2 separate regions of the Mus musculus genome follow, and region 2 is linked to region 1. A link is a contact called in ENCODE Hi-C or POLR2A ChIA-PET data. All regions are on one chromosome and are shown on one strand. Each heading gives the region's core, a stretch centred on a gene start or an enhancer-like site at or near the end of the contact. The rest is flanking DNA. Distances are from core to core; before and after follow the strand shown.

What was found. Hi-C counts contacts between places; a loop is a spot of excess contacts on that map. ChIA-PET counts read pairs that join two places held with the same protein, here RNA polymerase II (POLR2A).
Region 2: a map of left cerebral cortex shows a loop between it and region 1 (2.0-fold over the local background). The contact joins the enhancer-like site here to the promoter of Lncenc1 in region 1. A Hi-C loop is called at or near these places in 2 of 37 maps with a recorded cell type or tissue (both left cerebral cortex). POLR2A ChIA-PET finds 5 or more read pairs at or near these places in 4 of 5 experiments (Patski and embryonic stem cell).

What each region holds. Positions count from the first base shown.
Region 1 is chr13:97,433,510-97,441,055 of GRCm38, reverse strand. It overlaps Lncenc1 (long non-coding RNA, embryonic stem cells expressed 1), which reads right to left and starts at 6,086. Exons shown (of 2, transcript NR_110432.1): 1 at 5,964-6,086.
Region 2 is chr13:97,386,522-97,393,718 of GRCm38, reverse strand. No RefSeq gene overlaps it. Among named protein-coding and RNA genes, the nearest start is that of Gm33447, 14 kb to the right of the region's middle. Within about 2 kb of position 2,929, at least 2 of the 3 ENCODE cell types and tissues checked have a DNase peak (open chromatin) inside an H3K27ac peak, as active enhancers do; they include left cerebral cortex, where a contact is called at or near this core.

The sequences.
Region 1 (7,546 bases), core at 4,837-7,336:
CTTGTACTAGTCACAGCTATGCAGTCTCTGTGCGCTGTAACGTGACAGGGCCTGGAGATCTTTGGGGTGGTAGTGAGAGACAGAGGTGTCAGGGACAGTACTCTATCGTGTCAACTCCTTGCAAGACTAAACATTCTCTAAGTGAATAACTCATGCTGTTCTTCTGAAAACACTGTTGCTTTTTCCTTCAGTGTGTGTGTGTGTGTGTGTGTGTGTGTGTGTGTGTGTGTAAAGAAAAAAAATGGAATAAATTGCACTCCATTCAAACCCTTGCCAAAAATCATCTAGTTTACATGGTAAAACTATCATGAATAAAGTCAAATGTGTCAGCCATCTTCTGCAAAACCTATTCTCTTTGCAATGTCTGCATCCTCCCCCCCCCCTCGGACTTCCTGTGTATAGATTTTTCTCATATTCTGGCCCCTCTTGCCTCTCAGTAGATACTAGTGGGTCCCTTGGCTGACACAGATTTTCACGAACTTATGAAATTCACATTAGCCAACTTCACTATGCAAGCTACATACAGGAAAGAACTGAGAATTACTGTTGGAAAGTGCTTATTTGGATCTAAAAGGAGATGTGATGAGGGAGATAGCTCAGTGGGTAGGAGTGGCAGCGTCACAAGTGTGAGGGACCTGGGTAGGATGCCCGCACCCTAACAAAAAGCTGAGCTTGACCCCACACCACGGTAACCTCAGTGCTGAGGGGTGTGGAGACAGAGGGATGAAAGAGACTTGCAGGATGCAAGTCTGTCTCAAGGTTCCATGAGAGACCTCAAGGGAGATCAACAGGACTGAGCATCCATCCAACATCTTCCTCAGGCCTCTGCGCGTACACACATAAGCACACTCAGAAGTCAATATCTAACACATATATACCACACTCACATGCATATCTACACAAAATTTAAACCTAAAACATTCATATGTCAAAAGTCTAGGTTCTTCTCTGGGGTTCACCACCCTAGTTGGAACCTAGAAGGTCCTTTACCCCAAGGTACAGTGGCCTCCGGAGTTCAGATCAGAGTTCTTTGTGTCAGAAGATGTTACGTGGCATCTCCTATATGACTCTTCTCTTTGAAGTTTAAAAAGAGGCCAGAGACTCCCTTTTAAATACACATGAATGAATGCAAAACCAACTTCTGATTTTGTTTCCTGGAAAACTCCCACAAAGAATCCTTCCTGTTGGGTGATGTTTGACTCTGGAACATAAACAAGTTTCGACTAGAGGACAGACAGTATGTAATCAATACTCCTTGGCTCCTGTCCAGGCCTGTCACGCCTGGCACTTACATCGCTGCAGATACCGGGGAGGGAAGATCGCACCACATTTAAAAGCAGATCAACAGATGTAGGGCTGGGGTGTCAGTGAGAGTCGGTTACAGGGCTGCTGAAAGTCTTTGTGAATCTCAAATAATGACAATATGGCAATCCTCGGGTGTGCTGGCAGATGGCCTCAGCCCCCACCCTGCCAGGAAAGCCAAGGCCAACCTTTCTCCCTCCCTCGGAACCTCATTTTCCAGTCTTGGTCAAGCCTCTGCTGCTCTTTGCCGCCCTCGGCTACCCACTCTGTGGTTCAGAAACTCCCTATGAGCCATACTGGAGGTTTCCCCTGAGCCTGCTGACCCACTGCTGCCTCCTGCCTCAACACTATTCTGCAACTGAGCTTTCCAGCTCCGTCCCTCTGAGCCCCTTGTTCTCCCTTCGCGATTTGCCTGGTGAATGCCTAATTAGCCCTCCAGGAAGCCTCAATACTCTCCCTCTTGTGTGACAAGAGCTGTGGCCTCCCCTCCCACGGGGCTCTTGACACACACGGTATTAGGCTCGCTGTTCACCTCTCCTCTCCCTTTGCAAGCTCCGGGACGGAGAGCTCTTTCGGAGCACCGGGAGCTCCTTTTATCTCCAACTCCTCTGCATTTAGCTCTTAGTAGACACCAATAAATATTTGCTGAGTGATTGAGAGAATCTTCAAGTCCTCCTTCTGGGAAAGAAAGAAAAACAGCCCGCCACTCTGCTGCCTTCTGAACTGTGCGCAGTCGCCACCCGCTTCACTTTCTCACCAACCTTCTCGTGGCCTGGCTGCCCACCTAACCCTGGCCCCAATCTAGCCACAGCAGAGCTGGCTTGTTTCCAGCCCACGTAGCCTCCCGTGCAGCAGCCGCTGATAGTTCCGCCATTGCAGCCCTCCGTGCTGCCTGCTGCCATCTCTGGTTTTATTGAGATGACTTCTCTGCCTCTTCCAGCTTTTTGCTCACCCTTTCCATCTCCTCAGTGTTCTCCATTCCCAGGCAGTTGGCTTTAGTAAGATAAAAGCTCAGGCCTCTCCCCCAGATGCCCACTGCAGGAGCCACACCGCGCTTCCAGCAACCTCCCAAGGCCAGTGTCTAAAACAAGACAAATGAGCAGATGTGTGCAGGACATCCAGCACTCAGACAGTTGTCATATGCTGGGGAAATTGTCATATGCTGGGGAAGCTGTCTCTCAGCTGGTCACCTCTGCACCCTCCCCTTAGATTCACTCTGGATTCCGATGCTACAGTAATATTCCAAAGAGAATGCTAATGCCAGAATTGTAGTCTTCAGCATGCCTTAGCTGGGTGTGGCGCACACCTTTAATCCCAGCATTCTGGAGGCAGAGGCAGGCACATCTCTGAGTTCCAGGCCAGCCTGGTCTACAGAGAAAGTTCCAGGACAGCCAGGACTGCACAGCGAAAGCCTGTGTCCAAAGAAAACACCCAAATTACTAACCAACCAATAAAAAAATTCCTCATCCTTGTGAAGTAAAATTTCTATCTTCATCCATCTCCACAGAGGGCCACACAGAGAAACCCTGTCTTAGAAAACCAAAACCAAAACCAAAACAAACAAAACCCCCACTGTTGTCCAGTTCTTCAGCTTAAAGCTCCATTTCTCTGGGAATAGGTTTTGGTCTTCATAAAACTGTGTTCATTTTATAAGGAAGCAATGCTACCTTTTGTGCTGTTTGTTTCAATATCTCACTGATAAAAATGACTGTAAATTGCTCACATTTTGTTTTGTGGGGAACTGTATTATCCAGTTGTCTGTTGTTCTGGGCTTTAATAAGAGACCAATAGGACTCTGCCTTGTTAAGACATTGAATACAGAGCTGACCACCATTCACAGCTTTAGAAGGCTGGAACAGAGCAGAAAAACAAATAATTGTTGTAAAGATCTTCTGTTTGAGATCTAGCACTGTTTGTTTATTTTGTTTGTATTTGTTTTGTTGTTTGTTTGCTGTGGGTTTTTGTTTGTTTTGTTGTTGTTGCTGTTGCAGTTGTTTATTAGTTGGTGGGTTGGTTGGTTGGTTTGGTTTGGTTTGGTTGGCGTCTTTGTTTTGTGTTTTGAGGTAAGCTCTCCTTAGAGCACTCAAGCCAGCCTTGAACTTGCCTTAGCCAACAGAAGGCTGGCAGGCAAGCACATGCCACTGTACTAAGCAGCCCTGTTTCTTTTAAATAAAATGTGTGTCCCTATAATTCCAAGAGCTCCAAGAACACTTTTCTGCCTGTTCTATATCTGAAAATGCTGCATTTCAGAAGTAAGATCTCCCTGGCTCCGAGGTCCATGAAGAGAATGGAAGTCCAGATAACTCCAAGTTTTCCTGTTCATTCACACTTCCGATGTCTTAATAATTGCTTGCCATTAGTTTGTCTTTAGTTTTATAGACACATGCGCACTGATAATGCCTGTCATCAAAGGCACATATACATACACACACAGTAAGGCAGGCAATTAATCATGATCTCCCCCAAGACCTTATTTTACAGTCAGGAGCCAATTGTCAGCACACATGTTCCTAAATAAACTGACACACATACCAGCTAACAGATTAATTCACATGGAGAAGGCACCGTGGGAAGAAAACCAGTGTTCCCAGATTGCTCAAGCAGGTGCTCTCCCTATTAACATAAAGACCAGTGCTCCCAGCTCTAACCCCCTGGGAACCCTGCCTAAAATCACTATTTCTAATGCACTTGATGCCAGAATCGTTCTGCAAACCGAGAATTTGATTTATACAACCAGAATAGCACTGCTCAGGAAAAAACAGATAGGCTATTGAATCTGGGGGAGGGGGGAGTTCATTTTGGTCTCACACTTGACTCCTTATTTGTTTGATATTCACTATCTATCCCAGACATGCCTTAAACTAGAGATCAGCTCCCCTCCCAGCAGCCCCTCCCCCCACTGCCTCCCAAGTGCTGGGACTGCAGGTGTGTGCTCCCTGACTTTTCAATAGAAGGTAACCCTAAAGGAATACTTCATGTTTCCATATTTTTTTTTTGCAGATGTTGTTCTCAGTCGGGGCTCACAAGCTCTAACGTGATGAATCCCTTGGACACCGACATCTCCTGTGATGAATCTGCTCAGGAGAGAAGCTTGTGCCCTGCTCACTGCCTGGCATGCGCCTTTAGTGGAGAGAATTTTGTTAGCCTTCTTGTCTCTTTTAAGCTAGCTAGTCCTAACGTGGCCAGTCCTCCAAAGCTCAGGCGCTCCATACCTTATGGGCAGAAGAGATTGTTATTGCTTGCACTGAGCTTCACAAAGGAAATCTTTTAGTACATACTTCACCAGTCGGCCTTCCTCAGAACTGAAATGCAAAGACAGAATGGAGGAGTTGGACAGAAGGTTGCAAACATTTACATGACAAACTAGCCTCTCAGAATCCACCAGGGGAACCAGTCACCAGTATTCTAGTACTTTCCTGTCATCTACAAAAATCACTCACAGTCTTTACTAAATACGATTTATAAAAAATGGCCCCTGCAGCTGCCGCAGATATCTCCTAGGCCGGCAGAGATGGGAGGGCGGGACTCGGCTAGAGCTAGAATCCTTGCGGTCTCCGGGCTACGACCAGGCAACAGCTTTCCCAGGACGATCCTAGGAAGAAGGCAGGATGCTCCCCTGGGGAGTTCCGGGGGGCAGGGGAGCTCTGCCTGGACCTAGAGATGGCTGCATCCCAGCAGGGTGGTGACCTTTTGTTTCTACTGGTTTTCAAAGACACCAAGGTTTTGTTCTTAATTCACACGCGCGTGCGCGCGCACACGGGAGAGAGGGAAGGGGGCGGGGAAGAAGGAGTGAGAGAGAAGAGAGAATTAGGACCCAACTAATCCAGCAACAAGCTTGTCCTGGCACCTTGAGAGGTTAACCAATTTCACTCTCCTGTAACTGGAGCGAAGCCTTTCTTTTCTCCCTGAGGGGGACAGAACAGGGTCCCCTCTCTGCAGCCCCCACCCCACCCCCCAGAGACTCAGCTTTCCTGAACAATAACCCAACTGTCTGGACAGGATGGGAAACTGTCTCAGTGAGTTGGGAGCCCACCCTTGTACAAACCCAGACATGCACAAAAAGTTCCGCGTTTCACCGCAGGAAGTGAGGACGGTGGCTTCAGGCATCATTAATCATTTTGAAGCGATTATTCTTAAAAGGGAGTGAAAAAAAAATACAAAGATGCAGCTTGAGTTAGTCATGCCCAATAAAAATCAGCACTTCTCCAAATCGTATTTCCCTGAATCCATGTGGAACGTTTAAGAGCACTCTCCACTGACAAGAGTCCAGACCAGATAGGGAGTCTGTTTCCTCTGTAATTAGAACTCCCTCAAATACTTGGGACCTGACAGGGCTAGATAGGGAAGGGCGCGTGGGGTAGCGGCGAAGCTTTATTTCCTCTGCCTTCCAGCCCAGGAATGCACAACACATTTTAACAAGAAGATAAAGCAAGAACAATTTAGGGTTTTGCGTCCTCGGGGAATCTTTTTTACACCCCCCCCCCAATTGAAATTCCGTAAAACAAAGCTAAGAACAATCCTGCTTTGTCTCCTAATTGAGCTAGGGAACTGTGAAATCCCCTACCCCACCCCCATCACCTCACCAGGCCCCGAGCCCAGCAGGCAGGGGCCGGGAAAGCAGTAATTCCCAAGATTGCCTGCCCCATGGGGTGGGTGCTTACAGAGCAGGTCCATCCTGAGCGGTCATTCAAATCTGCTCACCCTTACAGGAAACACGCCCCGGTCCAGGCCTTTGAAGTAACAGTGTGTCACCAGCAGAAGGAAAGTGATCGCTAGAAAATGAAATCTACTCCATCCTTTCAAAGACATTGCATTTCCTGTGATTCCTGGGTCCAGAGGAAATGCACTCGATGAAATTGAATTAATTTTTTTTTTCCTCCTGAAGTCACCTGGTCTGCCAGAAGCCTCTCTCATCAGTTCCCTCTCACTGAGCCATTGGCCGAGTCCCCAATTTATTCATTTATTTCTTAATCGAGATATCTAGAGCAGAAATCACAGGATATATGTAGAAAACTGCCCCCCTCTTACCATGGCTCCCTCCTCACTCCTGCAGACACTTCACAGGTAAGTGAGCCTAGGGGCTGATGCCACAACCTTCCTCTCCATCCCCCGGGACCATGTTTGTCTATTTTGTTGGTCAGATTTGATTATTATTTGTCATTTTTCTCCTAGCTTAGCCCCCCCCCCCACACACAGAGTTTTTGTACAGTCCCAGGAAGACCCTTAAAAATGTGCTGAGTCACACTGACTTCTAGGAGTTTCAGGGAGGAGCAGGTATCTATCTGTAACCCTGTAGACTGATATTAAAGAGCCTAAGCCGGGTAACCCGAGTGTCCACAGGGGCATGCGGGGCAGCCTGGGGTATTCAGTCAGAGCCAAAACAGGGCAAAGACGTTTGGAAGATGGGATGTAAATGTTCATTTAGGCCGAAAGATGGTGTCCTGCAGTGCAATTAGGACCCAGCCTGGGAAGTCAATGCCCCAGCGGCTAGAGGAGAGAGCTGAAAAAGGAAACCCGCAGCAGAGATGGCAGATGGGTAAAGAGTTACATCATCCAGAGAGGGCAGTCAGGTAAGGAAGAATTTTAAGGATATCAGAAAGACTAGATTGGAAATGGATGTTAATATGAATAGTGTTCAATGGATAAAGATAAATACAAAACTAAGCATTACTCTGTGTTGGTTTTCAGACCGTGGACAAAGCGTTGAGGTGCATATTTAACATACCAAAGTGGATCTGGCCTTCAGGTTCTCCCAGCATCCTTCAGTCTCAACCTGGGTCTCTACCTACCCTCTACATATCCTCTACACATTCCGCTGGCATATCTCCCTCCCTTCTGTCTCCCTCCCCACGGTGACTTTCCTGGCCTCTATCCTTGGGATCGGTGAACTCACTAACCCAGGAAAGGTTTTCCAATAACCTGCCTTTAGATATACTCTAATCTGGCTTAATTTGGCTCGTTTCATGAAATAACTTTTGCTTGTTTGTTTGTTTGTTTGTTTGTTTGTTTTTCGAGACAGGGTTTCTCTGTGTAGCCCTGGTTGTCCTGGAACTCACTCTGTAGAGCAGGCTGGCCTCAAACTCAGAAATCCACCTGCCTATGCCTCCTAAGTGCTGGGGAAATAACTTATTGCTCTGTAATGAAGTATTTAGGAAAAAGGGATGCTAAAGGGTGATATTTTCAAAGTTTCATGTATCCCAGGCTGGCCTCATACCCACTGTGTTGGATCTTGGGACATCTTTGA
Region 2 (7,197 bases), core at 1,680-4,179, 44 kb after region 1:
TCTACTGCTTTGATAAGCAGCCTGTAAAAGAAGGTATTTAATTGGCTTATGATTTTAGAGGGTTTGAATCTGTGGTGGTACAGGGATGGTATGGGGGCGGGAACAGCTGAGATCTCACATCTCAAACTTATAACAGGAGGCAGAGAGCACACTGGGAACAGGGTAAGTCTTTTGAGACCTCAAAGCCCACCCCAAGCGACGCAGCACCTCCAACAAAGCTACTGCTTAATCTTTCCAAAGAGTTCCACCAACTAAGAACCGAGTGCTCAAACATATGAGCCCATGGGAGGCACTCACATTTAAACCGCAACAGACACTTTAAGCACAATCTGGTTTATTCTCAAGAATGAACAGCCGAGATGTGTGTGGATTGAACTAAGCTATCAGCAAGATAACCATGCTGTCCTGAGGGTGTGCCACAGTAAACATTCAGCTCACTAAATGGAAATGTTTATACACAAGAACTCCGCTACTGTACTCTTGCTTCCCTCCCTATGCCTGGAGGACCCAAGATCGTGTAGTCAAGGCTACCCTATCCAACATAGCTCTTGAGAACAAAGCACAACACGCTACAGTTTCCCTACACCTCCTGTACGCCCACACAAACCCATTCTGAAACAGTGTTGCACAAATGAGACTGTTTCTTCAAGACTTTAAGGGGGAGGATTAAAAGGAATAATTTACCTGGTCTATTGAGGTCTGACTAGGAGGACAAGATGTAGGTGCTAGAGAGGTAGTCCATTAAGAAAAAGAAATGAATGAACAGGTGTTAACTCCCTGAGTACAGAGTGGGCCTGAAGGCTTCCCCAGTACCAGGGACAGCAACACTCTCAACCTTATTCTATGCTAGGCTTCTTTTATGTATGTGTTTATATATGTGTGTGTGTGTGTGTGTGTGTGTGTGTGTGTGTGTGTGTGTGTGTGAGTGTGTTAATGTATGTGTGCATTTGTATGGATGTCTGAAAGTAAAAAGACAACTTGCTGGAGTCAGTTTTCTCTCTCCACCATGTGAGTTCTTGAGTTAGAACTCAGGTCACCAGCCTTGATGGCCAGAACCCTTGTCCACTGAGCACCTCAGTGACCCCTAGGGTAGGCTTCTCAAAAGGCAGTGAGCATGGGTTGGGGGGAGGGGGGTGTACACATTTAATCCCCAGCATTTGGAAGGCAGAGGCAGGTAGATCTCTGTGAGTTCAGCTTTTCCTGGCCTACCTTCTAATCAAGATGTAGAACTCTCAGCTCTGTCTCCAGCACCATGTCTGCCTGCCTGCTGCCATGCCTCCTTGTAGGATGATAAGTGACTAAACCTCTGAAGCTGCCTACATGATGAATTTCAAACCAGCAAGGATGATGTAGTAAGACAGGATCTTAAATAAATAAATAAATAAATAAATAAATAAATAAATAAATGAATTTAAAAGGCAGTGATTATTAGGAATAACAGTATTAATGGAAGAACCTATTGAAAATTCAAGTTGTCATATCTTGCCTCCAGAAATGAATCTGGGGGCTCTGAACTTTTACCTGGGCTGCTCTTATGGAGGAGTCTGGAAAACTTGAGATCTGTGGGTCACTGAGCTTTAGTAAATACATCAGAAGCAGGAGAACCGCTGAAGTGATGCTCCGGACCTTATGAAAAGAATTCCCACGTCAGGGTGTGATACCTGAGGAAGGTGGCCTGAAGATCCTCCATGGAAGGAGGGTACTAACATAGCTTAGGGGAGGGCTGCATGATAAACTGTAGAGTCTCCTGCTTCCCCCCACCCCAAGCTCTTGTCTCAGTAGTCAGCATACTGCATAGAAGGTGCACATCACTGTTGAAATGTTGATCTGTGATCTACTGACATTGACCAACAAAGTTGAACATAGAGGGTAAATGTCTAAGAACAATGCCCATGACAATATCAATGGTTGGCTAGGAAGAGCAATCACATGTGGCCTCAAAGTGAGGGGAGGCAGATATTTCCTCAGGTTTACAGGAACACAGTTTCTGCACTTGCATTTATTCCAATTGCTAACTATGTGCATAGTGTGCAAAGAATGAATACTTAACACAGCTCTCCTCTTTTCAAAAAAAATACACACACACACATACACACACACATATATATATATGTATATACATATATATATATATATATATACATATATATATATACCCACAGTGTTCTTTTAATTCTAATGACTACCTCAAAAAGAATACCTCTTTAAAAACAAAACCAGGACATGGAGCTATCTGGGTAGAGAAGATGACCTGGGAGGAAGAGGGTGAACATGATCAATATATTGTACAAGATACTTAAGTGATTAACAAAAAGTGGTTTTTAATTAATGACTAGCTCAGGGCCGTAGAGACGACTCATTAGTAAAGAGCACTGTGCTTTTCCAGAGGCCCGGGTTTGGATTCCCAGCAGCTATGTGGGGTCTCACACCTACTGCAGGTCCAGGTCCAGAGAAAATGCTGTTCCGGCTACTGCAGGCACTAGGCACACACATGGTGCACAGATACAGAAGTAGGCAAAATGCCCATACATATAACATAAAATCATAAAAATTTTTAAAGAACTTGATTTTGAAAATACATAAAGGTAGGAGTGCATATCTGAAAACCTTTTCTTGGTGTCCCAGAAAGGATGGCATATTTCTCAGAGTTAAGATCATCTATGGAAAACATCAAGTATCTAAGTATGTTACAATATTCTAACAATGCCTAAGTGAACACACACACACAGAGAGAGAGAGAGAGAGAGAGAGAGAGAGAGAGAGAGAGAGGTGACTTTCAATTCCAAAGAGACGCCTCCCTCCTCAGTCACATCCCGACAGCTCTCATTGACTAGATCTAGCGTCGAATTCACTTTGCAGTTAAGCCTGTGCAAGCGCTCTGCCCAGGACTATCTCTGGCAGCACAAACTCCTACAGCTGTCACTGAGTCACATGGAACGTCAGGCAGGAGTTTTGTTTTTTAATGATTTTATTTTGGTCTTGGGGGAGGAGGGCAGGCAAGAAAGACAGCACAAGATGAAGAAAAGCTGTCAGGAAAGTAGACACATTCCGAAAGCCAAACAAGCTGCTTCCTGGAACAGTGTCACTTTCTGCGTTGTTTATCACACGCTGAAGTAATCTGCACATTGCTAGGGAAGGTGGAACTTTCCATGCATTCCCGCCATCCTAAAAGCCAATGGCTGTCCCCTCCCACTGCTGCCTTGTTACTATGGAAACGATGATGCACAGCAGGACAAGGAATGACATCATAGGATTTAAATAGAGATAGTAACAAAGGGGCCTTCTGTAATATACACAGAAATTGCTTTCCTTTGGCAAAGTATTCTGAAATATATATATTTGCAATAGGTACAAATATTTACTTAGCTACATTATAATCGATCCTATAAGAATAGCACCTAGCAGTAAAGATGCTTTACCCAACTTTGTTCCAAATTATTTCTTTCTTTTTTTTTTTTTTTTAAAAAAACCCAAACATCTTTTTTTTTTAAAATTTATTTATTTATTTATTATATGTAAGTACACTGTAGCTGTCTTCCGACAGTCCAGAAGAGGAAGCCAGATCTCATTACGGGTGGTTGTGAGCCACCATGTGGTTGCTGGGATTTGAACTCCGGACCTTCGGAAGAGCAGTCGGGTGCTCTTACCCGCTGAGCCATCTCACCAGCCCCCAAATTATTTCTTTTTCTGTTTTCCATCTTGAAATTTATTGAATAAACAAAATGCAGCTGATACACCAGTGTGAAACTAATATAAAGATATCCATTATTCTGCATATTTACTAAAGGTGGATTTTAAAGTTAAGATAATAACTTAGAAAAAGAAATGCATAGACATTTATCGTAGAAGCTGTGGTCTACTTAAGTGAATAATGTAAGTGTCTTTAATATAAATGTTAAGATTATTTTTAAAGGGCATGAAATTGAGAGTCAGGTGCTACAAGGAGAGTTGTAAAAGCATTGTCAGGGTGGCAGGATTCCATGGATGGGAAAAAAAACAAATAAAAATTGTGAATTACATGTTAAACTGAATTAGAATTAGTTCTCTTCCTTTCAAATATTACATGATGGTTAGCTTGTCTAATATGAAAAGAGCCTAGCCTAACACTTGCCAACCTAACCTGGAAAAAAAAATCATTTCAGCTTCATCTCAGCCTAGGAAAGTTTCTAAGACTCAAACTATCAAATGCTATGGTTAGCCTGGATGGCATCTTACTGCAGACTGATGGGTGTGCCCAAGACAACTGTCTTGGCTCCCTAATCTGGAAGATAAGAAGATGCCACTCATAGCATCAGGTTTGTATGAAAACTTGACCTAATAAAAAGTCAGCCGCATGTCAGGCATTCCATAAACGCTGGCTTGCTGGCACTGAAGATTCAGCATTCCCTGGCCGTATGGAGGTGGGCGGCTACAGGGCTGAAGGGAAAGCTCCCAGCTTGGCCTTAAGTTTGCTGTGAATGAGCTGTGAAGTGGGCTATCCACACAGCAGATAAGCAAGCTGTGGCTGCTCTTGGAAAAGGACACCACCCCACCTCAGCAATCCAGGGTAAGGTGCGGGAATTGGGGTGTTCGTGGGAATTCTGGATGGGGACTGACACTGAGCACTGTCCATGTTGGCATTCCCCACAAGCCCAATTACTCTGAGCACAGAAATATCACATTCTAGTATCTGCCCTTTGGCCACGGCAATCTGGGAGCAGTTCAGACACCTTCTGCCGTCTGCCCGGGGCCAGACTGCTAACTATTTGGTGCCAGTGGTTACGCTCGATTCCATTTCTAGAAATGCAAGGCAGCTGGAAAACAATTTTTTTTCTCATAGTGGAAAAAGTCTGCACTGTTACATATCTTTTCAGCAAACTCAGGAAAACATTACGATACATATAGAAATTAACTCTAACGCAAGGTAAAGCATGCAATTTACCAAACCCCAAACGGGAAATCAAGGCCATGTTAGCACTATCATGATTTTGCCCATACTTCATGTTACCGTTTATGACTCCTGGCTTCAGGAAGCCGATCATTTGGTTGGTGCTGTTCTGCAAATTTAGCTGAAAGGAGTTTGAAACGATTTGAAGTGAGGACCAATGAAGCGGTTCAGCCAGTAAAAAGGGCTTGCTGCTCAAACCTGGCGACCTGAGTTCAATGCCCCGATCCCACAGTGGAATGTGAGAACTGAGTCCTGAAACTCATCCCCTGACCTCTACGTGCACAGTCTGCTAAGAACACCTGAACATAGGCACACAAGTACACAAGCAAGTGCACACACACACTAATATACACAAGAATAATAATAAAAATTTAGAAATATTCTGAAATCATAAAATTAAACATTACTGTAAGTTCTGTTCACTCAATATTTTAAATTATGCTGTTGGGGAGGGGAAGAGAAAATAGTTGGAGACCTGGTTCTTAGGCTTTTGTAAGTTCTACTTTTACATGGGTCCTAGGTACCCAGGGCCATAAACACCGGGAATTCATGACAAAGGTCAAGACAAGCCAGTCTTAGCCCCGTTGTTTTTCTTCCTGGCTCAGTTAAACAATATTTGGAGCAAAATCTCTGCTACAGTGTGTCCAGAAATAAGGCTGTACCCTATTCCACCATTATGGAATAGCTCCAGAAAGCAGGTCTGTGGATATTTTACATTAGAAGAAGACAAGCCAAGAGAGGATGTCAGATGCTGAAGACCAGAGAACCAGGCATTGCTAAATCCCAGATAAATCTTCTCAGTCCAACCCAGGCTGCTTTTCTTCACCTGCATCCCAGAGACTGTCTCTAAAAGCTGGAGGTCAAATCTTCTTCAAACTATAGCTGGCATCACTCTTGTTTGCCTTTGGTTTCTATCTAACCCATTACTTTCCTGTTCACTCACATGTACAGCAATAGTAACACCTCCGGGGCGGTTTGTTTGTTTTTCGATATGTAATCCTCCACCCCAACAAGTTAGGAGAGCTGTTAGGGTGGGACTAGGGCTCTGATGTCTCAAGTGCCACTGGTGTGACCTTAGTGTGCAGCCGGGTAGAGAACCACTCAATTAAGAACCATCAGAAGCCACTGACTCTAACACTGTACATCAATGTCATCTCCCTGGTCCCCAAACTCCAGTGCTCACCAAGACCACACAGAAGTCCTAGTTCAATATGTTCACTGAGAAGAGTCATATTCCAGCAAGACTTGACTGTGGGTGGAAGCATTTGTATCTGTATTTCATATAGGTGTTTTGCCTGTACATAGGCATGTGCGCTATATACATATACACATATAAAGCCACAGAGCCAGAAGAAGGCATCGGATCCCCTGGAACTGGGACTTACAGGTTGAGTTGTCAATGTAGTTGCTAGAAATTAAACCCTGGTCCTCTTACCCACTGAGCCACCTCTCCAACCCCTTCGTGTAATTTTGTACAAGATAGAAAACATTACTTATTTGTTTTTGAGATTTTTGAGCACGTTTAAATTGCACAAAGCAGGGATAGGGGCATAACTCTGAGGAAAAATGGTTGCCTGGCATGCAGGAGGCCCTTGCTTTTATCTTCGGCCCCACAAAAGTAAAAACTAGTTAAAACTGCAAAAACCAGAAGCTGGGGGGATGCTGGAGGCATCGAAACCATAGCAGCCTCAGCACCACATAAGCAGACAGAGCTGGAGGGGTGGGGAGGAGGAAGGGGGCCTGGCAGCCTCTTCTGCACTGCACTCACATGCATGCACCCACACTCCAAACCCACGTATACACATAATTAAAAACAAAAGGTGAAGTCATTCTCAAAACCCTGTAAGAGTCTATCACATGGAGATGTAACTAGCTATACCTCGGCTCTTTGCAACCAGTGTTGGGCATTTCTACAGCTCTGTCTTCACAGAGTGTAGAGAGCATCTGTGAGAGTCTGCAAACAAGGACAGCTTGGAAGGGGGGTAAGCAGGTGGAGAGGCTCAGCACTGTCACTTTGATGCAGTTAGTCCCTCATGCTGCAGTGGCCATCACCCACAAAGTTATTTCCTGTACCTCGTGACTGTAACTCTGCTACTGTTGTGAGTCATAATGTAAATATTTGATATGCAGAGTATCTGATACTTGACTCCCATAGAAGAGTTGTTCTACCCTCAAAGGGGTCACAATCCACAGGTTGAGAACCACGGGTCTAGGAGTTCTACTTCCTGGGTGCTGGGGAGCACTTGGCATCTGCAGGCTTCTGATACTCA